Linked DNA regions of Homo sapiens: region 2 is linked to region 1. The links are chromatin contacts, found by Hi-C or POLR2A ChIA-PET in ENCODE. All regions are on one chromosome and are shown on one strand. The core of a region is the stretch at or near the end of the contact, and the rest is flanking DNA. Distances in the headings are between cores, read along the strand shown.

Region 1 (6,417 bases), core at 1,525-4,024:
TCCTCCAGGCCCCGGTGGGGGTGCTGCGTGGTCTCCCCTCCCCACACGGCCAGACTCCCCAAGGGCAGGTTTCGGACCACATCTTTGGCCCACCGTCCAGCAGGCCCCAGCTTGGGTCAGCCGGGTGGAAGGGCTCTCGTGGCACCACAAGGCTCACTGCCACTGCCACTGACCACCTCCCTCTCAGTGGCCACCTCAAGTCGAGCAGCTCCTCCTTCCAAGGTCTCAGGCTGAGAGAGATGAACAGAGAGGGCCAAACAAAGCTGCCAGCCACAGACACGGGGAAGGGGCTGGAGTCGCGTCCACACCAATGGCCCCCCAAGCAAGGCCTCCACAGCTCCCCTGTGGCCAGGTCCCTGGAAGGAGAAGCGTTCTCAACGGCAGGATCAGATCGTCCTCGGGTGGTGGCGGCCAGAAGCCCAGCCTCCCGTTCTCCCACGGAGGTCTCCTGGCAGGAAGCCTATCTCCCTCTTGAGCTTGGGACCTGGCAGCTCTCCTGGCATCTGGTGCCAAGTGGCCCAGCACACACACTCCAGGCCCCATGTCCACCCAACTCCTGGTGACCCTTCAGCAGCAGCAACAGAAGACGCACAGAAATGGTGGCCTTCTCCAGGGCCCTCCCGGTGACACGCTTGCGCTCTGCCCGTCATAACTCGGGAGAGAGGGGCCGCTTTGTGCCCCCCCTCGAGCTGTTTTCTAAATATCTCTCTCAGCACGTTGTAGACACACACAGCCCATCCTTTTGTATTCATTACTGTTAATTACAGTGGAAACCTCCCGTAATTAACTGCCGCCAGCAGAATGCCATGAAGAGTGGAGACCAGCCCCTACCCACCGAGGCCGCGCACAGCACATAACTCATCGTGTCTTCATTTACACGCAGATGTTTCCTTATAATAACATTTTATTGGGACCGTAATTGGATTATCTCACTGACTCCTGCATCCTGCTGCCCTGGGCCCCTCCTTCACCACGGATTTCACACACTAGTTTTTCTTTCCGGGAAAGACGAGAATTTTGAACTCAGGTGACATGGGCTGAATGCCACCTCCTTCTCCAACCCAGGCTGCACCACCCCACCTGCCCAGGTCCTGCCCTGTGGCCAGGGGCCCTTCCGTGCCGTGGCGGGTGGCGGAAGGCTGTGCACCCAAGGTGAGGCAGCTCCCCTGAACCCCTCAGTCTAAACCCCTTCCTGCAGCTCTGCCGTAGTTACATCACAGCCACGGCCCTCCCCCAAGAGCCTGGGCCTGGCCCACTTTCTTTCCCCAACGCCACCTCCCAGCTCCTCCTCTGTGCAGCCGTGAGGGGCTGAGCCTCCACCCTGCACCAGCGCTCTCCTCCTCCTTCCCTCCACCCCTGCCCGCCCGGGTCTAAGGAACTTCTCGGATTGGAAGGGAGAGGCAGTGCCGTGGGACCTCGGGGACACCAAGAGACAGGCCGGTCCTGAGAGAAGAAAGAAAATGGCTGAGCCCCAGCCTCCACAAAGGCGACTCTGTGAATGTGCCTGACCAGATGAAGGGCTAGCCAAACCCAGCGGGCCGGGGAGAGTTGGCCACATGCGAGGGTAGCTGGGTTGCCTCTGGCCTGGGTTCGGCCCCGCAGGGACCCGGCCTGTTCCCTAGAATGACAGCCAGGCCCCACCGGGAAGCCCCCTCCACCGGCAGGCCGCGGGGCTGCTCCACGGGTCAGGTCCCACGCACTTCTGGTCCCAGCACCAATGGCCTCTCCCTGCCCCGTGGGAATGCAGGTCACAGACGCTCCGCCCGCCCGAGCCCGAGCCGGAGCAGCGCAAGGCGCTGTCCAGCCCTCTGCAGGTCCCCGCACTCTCCCGCCCCCACCGCGGAGGGAGATCGGGCCTGCCCGGAGGCCCCGGTGGCCGGCGCGCGGAGGTGGGAGTCCCGCCGGGGGCGCAGCTGCTCGGGCAGCACGCCTATTAGCGCGGCCGCGGCAGACGGCAGATGGGCGCCCGCGCGGCCCCCTCCTCCCGCGGCACAATGGGCCCGGTCGCTGGGGCGCACAATGCGGCCCGGGCCGCGCACCTGCAGCGGGGCCCGAGGGGCGCCGTCCCGTGCGCCCCTGTCCGCCTGCGCGCCCCGCGCCGCGCCGCGTGTCCTTGGGCCGCGCCCGGCCGACCGCAGCCAAGCGGCCTGCGGGATCCGCGGCGGAACCGGGGCGCACGAGCGGACGGGGGCGCACGGGCCGCCCATTGTTCGCGGCCGGGGCCCGGGCCGGGCCTGCGGCTTCGCGGCCGGGGCCTCCCTCGGGCGCCCCCCACCCAGCGCGCTGCCAGCGCGGCCTCCCCGGCCCCGGTCCCCGCCCCGGCCGCACGCACCTGTCTGCCCCTTGCCCAGCGTCTTCTCCAGCCGGTAGGGCCCAACATACTGCGCGTGCTGCGCGCCGCCGTCCTTCCCCGTCGATGTCATCGCTCTGGGGCCCGGCGCCGGCCAGGGGCGCCCGGGCGCGCGGGCAGGGAGGGGCCGCCCAGCGTCCGCCCGCGTCCGCCGAGTGCCGTCCGCGCCGACCCGGCCGGGGCGCCCCCGCGGGCCCCGCTGCTTCGCGCCGCCCGCGTCCGCCCGCGCCGCCGCCCCCCGCGTCCACTCCGACGCGGCAGTCCGAGGCCTGGCCCGCGGCGACGCCTCCGCCTCGTCGAGAGGACAGGGCGGGCGGGGGCACCTGGCTTCCGCCGCCGCCGCCGCCGCCGCCGCCGAGGCCCGCGCCCCGCGCCCCGCGCCCCCAGCGCACGCCCGTCAGCGGCCGCGCAGCCGAGCCGAGCCGAGCCGAGCCGAGCCGTGCAGCTGAGCCGAACAGCCGAGCCCAGCAGCCGAGCCGAGCCGAACAGAGCCGAGACGAGCCGAGCCGCGCAGCTGAGCCGAACAGCCGAGCCCAGCAGCCGAGCCGAGCCGAACAGAGCCGAGCCGCGCAGCCGAGCCATGTAGCCAAGCCGAACAGCCGAGCCCTGTAGCCAAGCCGAACAGCCGAGCCGAACAGCGGAGTCGAGCGCAGCTGAGGGGAGCCGAGCCGGGCCGCGCAACGGAGCCGAGTCGACACGAGCCTGTACGAACGCAGCGGGATGCCGTGGCGGCGGCAAGCGGTGCCCGCGCCGGCCAATCAGCGCCTCCCCACCCCGCCCCGCCGCTACGAGCGCTCGGGGAGACTCTAGGGGGCGAGGCGAGGCCAGGGCGAGGCCGGGACCTGGGAGCCTCCAGCCCGCCGGCTGCCACGTCCGGTCCCACCAGGCAGCAGAGCTCCCGCTGCCGCCCGACCCGCCATTAAGGCGCATCCCGGGACGGAGCAGGCAGTGGGCCCATGGCGAGGGGGTGCAGATGGCTGCCCTGGACGGGGGTTTTACCCTGCAGGGCGTGACCCCGGGTGTCCCAAAGAGTTTCCCGCCCCTCGAGGGGGTGCTGCACGCGCGGGGGATGGGGATGCTGCCCTGGAGGGGGGCGAGTGTTGCATGCGGGGCGGGAGTGCTGTACTGGGGAGAGGTGCTGTATTCGGGGCAGGGGTGCTGCACACATGGGGGGTGCTGCACGCCAGCGAGGGGCATGCTGCGCTGGAGGGGGCGGGTGTTGCATGCAGGGCGCGGATGCGGCACACGTGGCGGGGGGGCTGCATGGGAGTCTGTGGGGCTACTGCACGCGGGCGTTGTCCAAGCAGAGATTGTGCACCCCCAGGGAGGACGTGGCCCTCCGCCTCCGCTCCCGAGGGAGAAGCGGCGGTTTTCCCAGTTATGCCACAGTGACCTGCGCGGCGCGGAGTCAAGGAACTCACCTGGGATCCGGCCGCAGCGCCCTGGCGCCTCCCGGCCCTTGCTACCGACCCCTCTTTCAGGTTGAGCAGCTGGGCAGGGGTTGCCGGGAGCAGCCTTTGGAGGTCTAAACACAGGCAGCCGAAGAGGCAGCCAGACCTGGACGGACCCTCTGTTTCTTTGCAGAAAAACACTGGTATTTCCTTAAGCCCGTGCTGCAGAAGGTGGTGGGAGGGGAGAGGTGAGGGAGACCCGGAACGCTGCAGAAGTGGGGGTCCCAGATCTTGCCCGTGTATGGTCTGCGGGCAACGTTTCCCCTGCGGGCTCTGCCACACACTGCTGCTGACCGTGGTCCGCTCCCCACGCTGGTAAGCCCGTATGAGCTCAGGAAACTGCGGGGTCTTCCCAGTGCGCCCTCCTGCTCTTTGGGCTGTCTGTATTTCCAGCTGGGGAGGGGAGTGGGCCCCAAAGCACCTGTCCACTCTCGGCCTGCACCCGCCCGCCCTGCTTCCCTTCAAATGCTGTGGACTAAGGGTCCTCCCTACCCAATTCTGGGGCCTCTGAGCATGAGCAATCAGGGCCCCACCAGTGGGGGCAGGGGAGGGGGGCTGAGAGCATGGGACAGAGGCAGAGGGCACTCCCCTTTCCCCCGCTGCTGCTGCTGTGAGTGGGGACAGCAGACATTTTTAGCTGAATGTAGACTGGGACCTCCAGCTGGAGAAACTGTCAAGCAGTGAGGTCTGGCTGGAGGCTGACTGGGAGTGGTCTGGTCCAGGTGCCAACAGAGGCCGAGGGTGTGCAGGAGACCAGGAGAGGGCGTCAGGCCACAGCCAGAGGGCAGGGGCACTTGACCTGAGATGCCCTCTCTCTGCTGCCATGGTCACCTGGCCTCCCAGGCTGCAGCAGAGTCAGACGCACCTTTGTGACATCCTCAGCAGCATTTTGCCCTATTGACCGTTTGCATCCGGCTACTCCAGTGGCCAAAATTCTTGCTTTCTTCCTTCCCACCTCCTTGCCAGCCTGCATCCCTCTCCCAACCCTCACTGCAGCCCTGAGGCCTTTTCTTCCCTGTCTGTGTCTGAGCAGCCTATGCCATTGGTGGCCTCTGGGGCTCAGTCTGGGGCCTCTCTTCTGGCTCCCTGCCTGTCCTCCGGGCGCAAGAGGCTAGTCAGCCTTCAGCCTCTTGAGTGCCTATCCTCAAATCGCCCTCCCAGCCTCCCTTGGCCCTGCTGTCCCCTCTTGAAGGTGCTGCACAAAACCCCAGACTCAACGCCTTCTCCATAGCACGCCGCGCCCTCCCTGCTGCCATCTTTGTGGGGATCAACAGGATGACTGCCCTTCCTTCCAGCGGGCCTGGTACTGGGGTGCCCCAGGAGAGGGTGTACCAGGGTGTGGCCAGCCAGTAGATGCCCACGACTGTGATGCCACAGCCCTCGGTCCCCCTCTGTCGCGTGTAAGGTGGGAGCAGGAGCCCCAAAGGAGCCAGGGCTCTCGAGCACGAAGGTCTGTTGCCGGAGTTAGGAAAGGGCCCAGTCTCACAAAGACGTCCAGGCCAAGACTCACCAGTGGAGCCCACCAAACACTAATGGAGGAAAAGCACCCCGCTACACAGACACTTCCAGGACACAGAGGAAGACGGGCCATGTCCCAGCTCCTCTGTGAAACTGTCATCACCCTGGTGCCAAAACCATGCAAGGACATGACAAGAAAATTAAAGTCCACTCAGGAGCCTAGACACAAAAATCCCTTAACAAAACATCAAATCAATTCCAGCAATATATAAAGAGAACACATATGACCTTGTGGAGCGTACCCGGGAATGCAAAGTTAGTTTAACATTTCAAAATCAATTGTCATTCACTATTAGCAGACCAACACAGAAAAACCACACGGTCATTTCCACAGATGCAAGGAAAGCATTCAACAAAATTCAGCACTCATTCACGACAAAGGCTCTCAGTAAACCAGGAGGAGAAGATTCGAATCTATTCTGCTCCTGCACTCCCAACCCAACAAAGGGAAACTACAAAAACCCACAGCTAATGTCAGGCTTAGTGGTGAGAAACTGAAAGCTTTTCCTTGGGTCAGGGATGGGGCAAGGTTGTCCATCATCATCATTTATTTCAGTGTCGTGCCAGAGTACATGCCGAAGTAATGAGGCAAGGAAGACAAAATTTGTACCAGTTGAAAAGGAAATTTTTTATTATTATTATTATTTTTTTTTTTTTTTTGAGATGGAGTCTTGCTCTGTCGCCCAGGCTGGAGTGCAATGGCCCGATCTCGGCTGACTGCAAGCTCCGCCTCCCGGGTTCACGTCATTCTCCTGCCTCAGCCTCCCAAGTAGCTGGGACTACAGGTGCCCGCCACCACGCCCGGCTAATTTTTTTTTATTTTTAGTAGAGGCGGGGTTTCACCGTGTTAGCCAGGATGGTCTCGATCTCCTGACCTCATGATCCACCCGCCTCGGCCTCCCAAAGTGCTGGGATTACAGGCGTGAGCCACCGTGCCCAGCCAAAAAGGAAATTTTAGGTGATCTTTATTAGAAGATAACATTAATGGCCGGGCACGGTGGCTCACGTCTGTAATCCCAGCACTTTGGGAGGCTGAGGCGGGCAGATCACCTGAGGTCAGGAGTTCGAGACCAGCCTGGCCAACCTGGTGAAACCCTG
Region 2 (5,768 bases), core at 2,647-5,146, 40 kb after region 1:
GCAGGTGGTGAAGGATGCACCTATGGTGATGGCTTAGACAGGAACTGGAGGGGCAGGCCCTGCCGCTTTTGTGGCCAGGATCTCCCCAGTCTCTGCCACTCCGGCCGCCACAGCAAAACACCCCCGTCGGCGGCTTCAAGCAACCGACATTTAGCTCACAGCTCTGGAGACTGTGAGTCTAACAGGCCCCGGCAGACTGTGGTTCACAGCCAGCGCCTCCTGGCCACATCCGAACGTAATGAAGCGGTGAGGGGCTCTCTGAGGTCCCTTTTGTCTGGGCACTAATCCATTTACGAGGCCGACCCTCACGGCCAGACCCGCCCAAAGGCCCCTCCTCCCAATAGCATCACCTTGGCAGTGAAGGTTTCAACAGAAGAATTTCTGGGGATAGACGTTCGGGCCATGGTGACCTCTCTGGGGGTGCCCCTCAGTGTGAGAAGGACGGAGAGAAGGCGCCGGCTCCACAGGTAGCTGCGGATTCACATTCCAGGCGGAGGTGCTGGGGCAGAGGCAGGGACGGGTGTCTGGGTGTGATCTAGATCCTGAAGGGAGGCCCGGGGGCCAAGCAAGGCGGCTGGAGCGGCCCCAGCACCATGGAGGCCACTCACTCACAGGCTCTCAGAGGCATTGGGCTTGATGCCCCCCAGGCTGTCCTGTGGGTCGGGCACCGCAGTAGGGCTGGGAAGACCAGGCCTGGCCCTGGCCGGCCCAAAGCAGGAAAATGGGTCGGCAGGTGGAACGTTTGCCCTTTGAGGGAACTGGGGCTGAGGTAGGCAGGGAGGTGGCACTCTGCTCCGTGGGCTGGAAAGAGCCCTGGGAAAGGGGGAGAAGAGCCACGTGCAGCCACGGCCATGCTGAGTCCAGACCCAGGACCAGCAGGGGTGGCTGAGGAAATGAGATGCAGAGAGGTGGTCATATAGTGACTAGAGGAGGGGGTGGTCTTGGATGGGGCGTCTTGGATGCAGGGTCTTGGATGGTGGGTGTAGACACATTTTTTGAGACAATTTGCTATGAATAGAAGAAAATTAGGGAGTTGCTAGAGGGGTTCCATGTTCCAGGAGGCACTGTGACAGGCAAGAGGGGGTGGGGGACCTGGTGTAGGCCTGGGAGGGGAGTCGGCGGGGATGAGGGGTAGGGGATGGGGGTCCAGGTGTGAGGCCTGGGAGGGGAGTCGGTGGGGATGAGGGTGAGGGTGGGGGTCCAGGTGTGAGGCCTGGGAGGGGAGTCAGTGGGGATGAGGGGTGAGGGTGGGGGTCCAGGTGTGAGGCCTGGGAGGGGAGTCATTGGGGGTGGGGGTCCAGGTGTGAGGCCTGGGAGGGGAGTCGGTGGGGATGAGGGGTGGGGGTGGGGGTCCAGGTGTGAGGCCTGGGATGGAAGTTGGTGGGGGTGGGGGGTGGGGGGTCCAGGTGTGAGGCCTGGGAAGGGAGTCAGTGGGGATGAGGGGTGGGGGGTGGGGGGTCGAGGTGTGAGGCCTGGGAGGGGAGTTGGTGGGGGTGGGGGTCCAGGTGTGAGGCCTGGGATGGAAGTTGGTGGGGGTGGGGGGTCCAGGTGTGAGGCCTGGGAGGGGAGTTGGTGGGGGTGGGGGTCCAGGCATGGGGCCTGGGAGGGGAGTCAGTGGGGGTGGGGGTCCAGGTGTAAGGCCTGGGAGGGGAGTTGGTGGGTGTGGGGTTCCAGGTGTGAGGCCTGGAAGGGGAATTGGTGGGGGCAGGGGTCTAGGTGGGAGGCCTAGAAGGGGAGTGGGTGGGGGTCCGGGTGTGAGGCCTGGGAGGGGAGTTGGTGGGGGTGGGGGGTCCAGGTGTGAGGCCTGGGAGGGGAGTTGGTGGGGGTGGGGGGTCCAGGTATGAGGCCTGGGAGGGGAGTTGGTGGGGGTGGGGGGTCCAGGTATGAGGCCTGGGAGGGGAGTTGGTGGGGGTGGGGGTCCAGGTGTGAGGCCTGGGATGGAAGTTGGTGGGGGTGGGGGGTCCAGGTGTGAGGCCTGGGAGGGGAGTTGGTGGGGGTGGGGGTCCAGGCATGGGGCCTGGGAGGGGAGTCAGTGGGGGTGGGGGTCCAGGTGTAAGGCCTGGGAGGGGAGTTGGTGGGTGTGGGGTTCCAGGTGTGAGGCCTGGAAGGGGAATTGGTGGGGGCAGGGGTCTAGGTGGGAGGCCTAGAAGGGGAGTGGGTGGGGGTCCGGGTGTGAGGCCTGGGAGGGGAGTTGGTGGGGGTGGGGGGTCCAGGTATGAGGCCTGGGAGGGGAGTTGGTGGGGGTCCAGGCATGGGGCCTGGGAGGGGAGTCAGTGGGGGTGGGGGTCCAGGTGTGAGGCCTGGAAGGGGAATTGGTGGGGGCAGGGGTCTAGGTGGGAGGCCTAGGAGGGGAGTGGGGGTCTGGGTGGGAGGCCTGGGAGGGGAGTTGGTGGGGGTGGGGGGTCCAGGTGTGAGACCTGGGAGAAAAGCTAGCAGAGGCAGAGGGTTTAATCCACCCACCTCGCAAGAGTGTCAGGAACAACAGGTCATTTCTCAAAGGCAGTGAGGCATAGAGGTTGGAGATCAGACCTCACATCACACTGAGGGTGATCCCGGTAATTACAAATTACATTTGCAACAGATCAGTACACAGAGAACATTTAAATAGAACATAATTAGTACGCTCAGAAAAATCGGTAAAACACATAATTAGTAAGCTCAGAAAAATGGTAAAACACAGAAATACTAATGAAAACAAACACATCTGCATATTCCAGTGCGGCCGAGCTTCTGTGAGAGACCCGTTGCCGTTCGCAAGTCCGAGGTGATTCAACCTTTTAAAGCCAAGGTCAGCGTGATTCTTCCAGGATAATGAGAACATCGACACCATTTGACTCAGGATTATAGTTTCTGGGCCAAATTTTAAGGAAACAATCCCTAAGGAGAAACAATTGTTTTCTCCTTTCCATGTTAGAGTGTTAGCTCTAAGAGTCAATATTACTAGCCTAAGAGTCAATATTACTAGCCTGGGTGCAGTGGCTCACACCTGTAATCCCAGCACTTTGGGAGGCCGAGGCAGGCGGATCGCCTGAGGTTGGGAGTTTGAGACCAGCCTGGACAACATGGTGAAACCCCGTATCCACTAAAAGTTAAAAAAAAAGTAGCTGTGTGCATTGGTGTGTTCCTGTAGTCCCAGCTACTTGGGAGGTTGAGGCAGGAGAATCACTTGAACCCGGGAGGCAGAGGTTGCAGTGAGCTGAGATCACACTACTGCACTCCAGCCTGGGCAACAGAGCATGACTATCTCAAAAAAAAAAAAAAAAGAAAAAGAAAACAAATGAGAGTAAACATGATTGGAAATCACTCAAGTGTCCACAGTAAAAGAATGGTTGGGCAGATTACGGTACATTCACTTAAAATCCTATGCCATTGGGGATATATTGTCATAATGCCGAAGGGAAAATGAAAAATTACAGTGGCCAGCGTTTTACGACACTCACCATGGGTCAAGAATGCTCCGTGTTGAACTCATTTAATCTTCACAAAGGTCCAAGGAGTAGCTTTGATCGGTCCCCACCTTTATGAATCAGGAAATGAAATCTCGTGCCCACAGTCACACAGCCCGTGAGCTGCAGATCCCAGGCCCACCCTCCCTGGCCTCTTGTGGTCCCAGCCTTGGGGTCAACTCTCTCCCACGCAGCTGGAAGGCTCGAGAACGGAGAACTCTTCAGAAAACTGTTTCCTGGGCAGAGAAGGGCCAGCTGGAGGGAGAGGAGCCCAGGGGAGCTGACCAAGACCACACGTCTGGGGTGTCGCTGCCTGGTTTACACCTGGTCCTATGGGTGGGGCGGGTACCAGAGGGTTTGAGCCTGACCGGTCAGGTGGGCCTGGCTGGGTGGTGTCCACTGCTGTGGGGGCCTCCACGTGGGAGGAGAAATTCCCAGAGCCAAAGAGGAGTGTGGTCCCAGAGCACGGCTCCCGGGCGCCAACCTTGGGGGAAGCGGAGGAGGCTCCCAGGCCAACCCTGGGGGAGGTGGAGGAGGCATGGGGAGAGGGTTGGGCAGCAGTGCAGGGAGGGTTGTCAGAGCCAGGGCGGGGCGGCCTCGCCCTCCCACATCAGCCTCGCTGCCTGCCGGGGGTCAGGGCGCCAGGGCCTCTCCTGGGGCTACGACTGCACCCGGAGCCGTCAGATTCTCCCAGGCAGAGGAGCCAGGTCCAGGACCCTCTCATTCTGCAGGGCTCTGCGGAGCATGGGGGCAGGTAGGGGAGGGCAGCAGGACCCTCAGAAATGGACGGACTCGGGCTGGACCCGTAAGATGTGGCTGCACCCAGGCTGAAGCCAGCTGTGCTCTGGGAACAGCTGGGGAAAGGAGCTGTGTCCCCCGGGGCCATCGTTCCCTCTGTCGGGGGCTTTGACTGCCGGAGAAGAGGGAAGGGAGGAGTTATCCGGCAGGACCAGGGTGGGCACAGGTGGCCTCTGAGACCCTGTCTTTGTGCGTTGCTCTCCATGCAGCGACGTGGCTGGAAAACCAGAGCCCTCGCCAGGAGAGAGTGAGGCTTGACAGACAGCGCCTCTCCCTCCGCAGGGCACCGGCCCTGAGATGGTACAGGAGCAAATCTACCCACTGGGCCCCAGGCTGGCCGCCGCATAGGAGGGGCTGGGTCGGCCGAGACGTCTCAGAGGGAAGCTGGAGTCCCCGGAAGGTTCTGGTCCAGAGGCCCAGTGGAGGGACACACAGACCCACCCCCGAGAGCACTGAATTTGGGTCAGCGCCTGGGCCATCTGCAGCCCCGAAGCCCACACCCTGGGGTCTCCAAGCCCCCCCCAGCACAGGCTAGCGGCTCCAGGCAGAGGCTTTTCTTCCTGAGGGGTGTCTACCCGGCCCCCCGGCCTGCAGGGCAGAGTCACAGCGCAGGGCTGGCAGGCCTGGCAGGGAGGACAAAGGGACAGAGGCCGAGTCAAGACGTTGTGTCTCCCGAGCAGACGGAGCAGGTGGGGCCTCAGGCCTCCAGGGCCGCAGGAGTCATCCATCAAACTGAGTGCCCCTCATTGAAATTCTAACGGCAATGCGGCCACAGGCAGGGCTCCTCCAGGGCATGCCCTCCCTGCCTGCCTGGTGCTCCTGAGAGCCAGACCCAGGTCACAAGGTCATGAGGCCGCACGCAGAGGCCATCCCCGGGGAGCTCCGGGTGGGCGCCCTGCATGGCCTTCCTGAGGACCACACGCCCCTCCCCCAGACGCTGGACAGACACACTTCTCATGGGGAGCTGGGTTTTTCTCGGGTTCTCGGTGCCCACATGGCTCTGCCGTATATGATAAAGCATGTCCTTTGCCACCAGCTAGTGCTTTGTGTGTGTGAGTTAATCTCCCCTCCCGGGCGGAAGGATGCCGCCCTCCCCAAGCTCCCCACACGGGTCGGCCCACCCACGACCAGGGTCGGCCGCCCAGCCTGATCCACATGTAGGACCCAGCTTGGCCCCCTGTGCTCATGCAGAGTCTTGCTTTTCATTTAGTTCAGAAGGTGGGTAGGGAAGAGAGGGCTGGGGTTGATCCCTCCAGCCTCCCACAGTGTCTGAGGACCAGAGAGGGGCCCTGTGATACAGAGAGAGGGTGACGTAGAAGGGGGTGCGGTTTGCAGAACAGGCTCCTGCCAGCTGTGGCAAGGACTTGGGGTTTTATTCCAAAGGAACTCCCAACTAATCATTAGCCAGAAACACAGAATCTGGGTCATGACCCCTGCTTGGTCCCCAGCATTGTTTGGAAGTGGAGGTGAGGATGGGGGAAAGTCACAAGCGTTCCTGGCACTCTTTCTGCTTAAGCAGTGGGT

Evidence for each region. A loop is a pair of places that touch in the nucleus more often than their neighbours do. ChIA-PET counts read pairs that join two places held with the same protein, here RNA polymerase II (POLR2A). Pooled maps may share reads with other maps.
Region 2: POLR2A ChIA-PET joins it to region 1 with 27 read pairs in WTC11. The contact joins the promoter of LINC02689 here to the promoter of BRSK2 in region 1. A Hi-C loop is called at or near these places in 4 of 168 maps with a recorded cell type or tissue (CD4-positive, alpha-beta T cell, dorsolateral prefrontal cortex, heart left ventricle and 1 more), 1 of 37 single-sample maps with no recorded cell type and 5 of 50 pooled maps. POLR2A ChIA-PET finds 5 or more read pairs at or near these places in 9 of 52 experiments (A549, Caco-2, H1 and 5 more).

The regions. Positions count from the first base shown.
Region 1 is chr11:1,386,291-1,392,707 of GRCh38, reverse strand. It overlaps BRSK2 (BR serine/threonine kinase 2), which reads right to left and starts at 2,774. Exons shown (of 20, transcript NM_001256627.2): 1 at 2,333-2,774. The coding sequence starts at 2,423. RefSeq lists a silencer at 3,008-3,377.
Region 2 is chr11:1,348,435-1,354,202 of GRCh38, reverse strand. It overlaps LINC02689 (long intergenic non-protein coding RNA 2689), which reads right to left and starts at 3,896. Exons shown (of 5, transcript XR_930972.2): 1 at 3,441-3,896. RefSeq lists enhancers at 49-796, 5,077-5,629.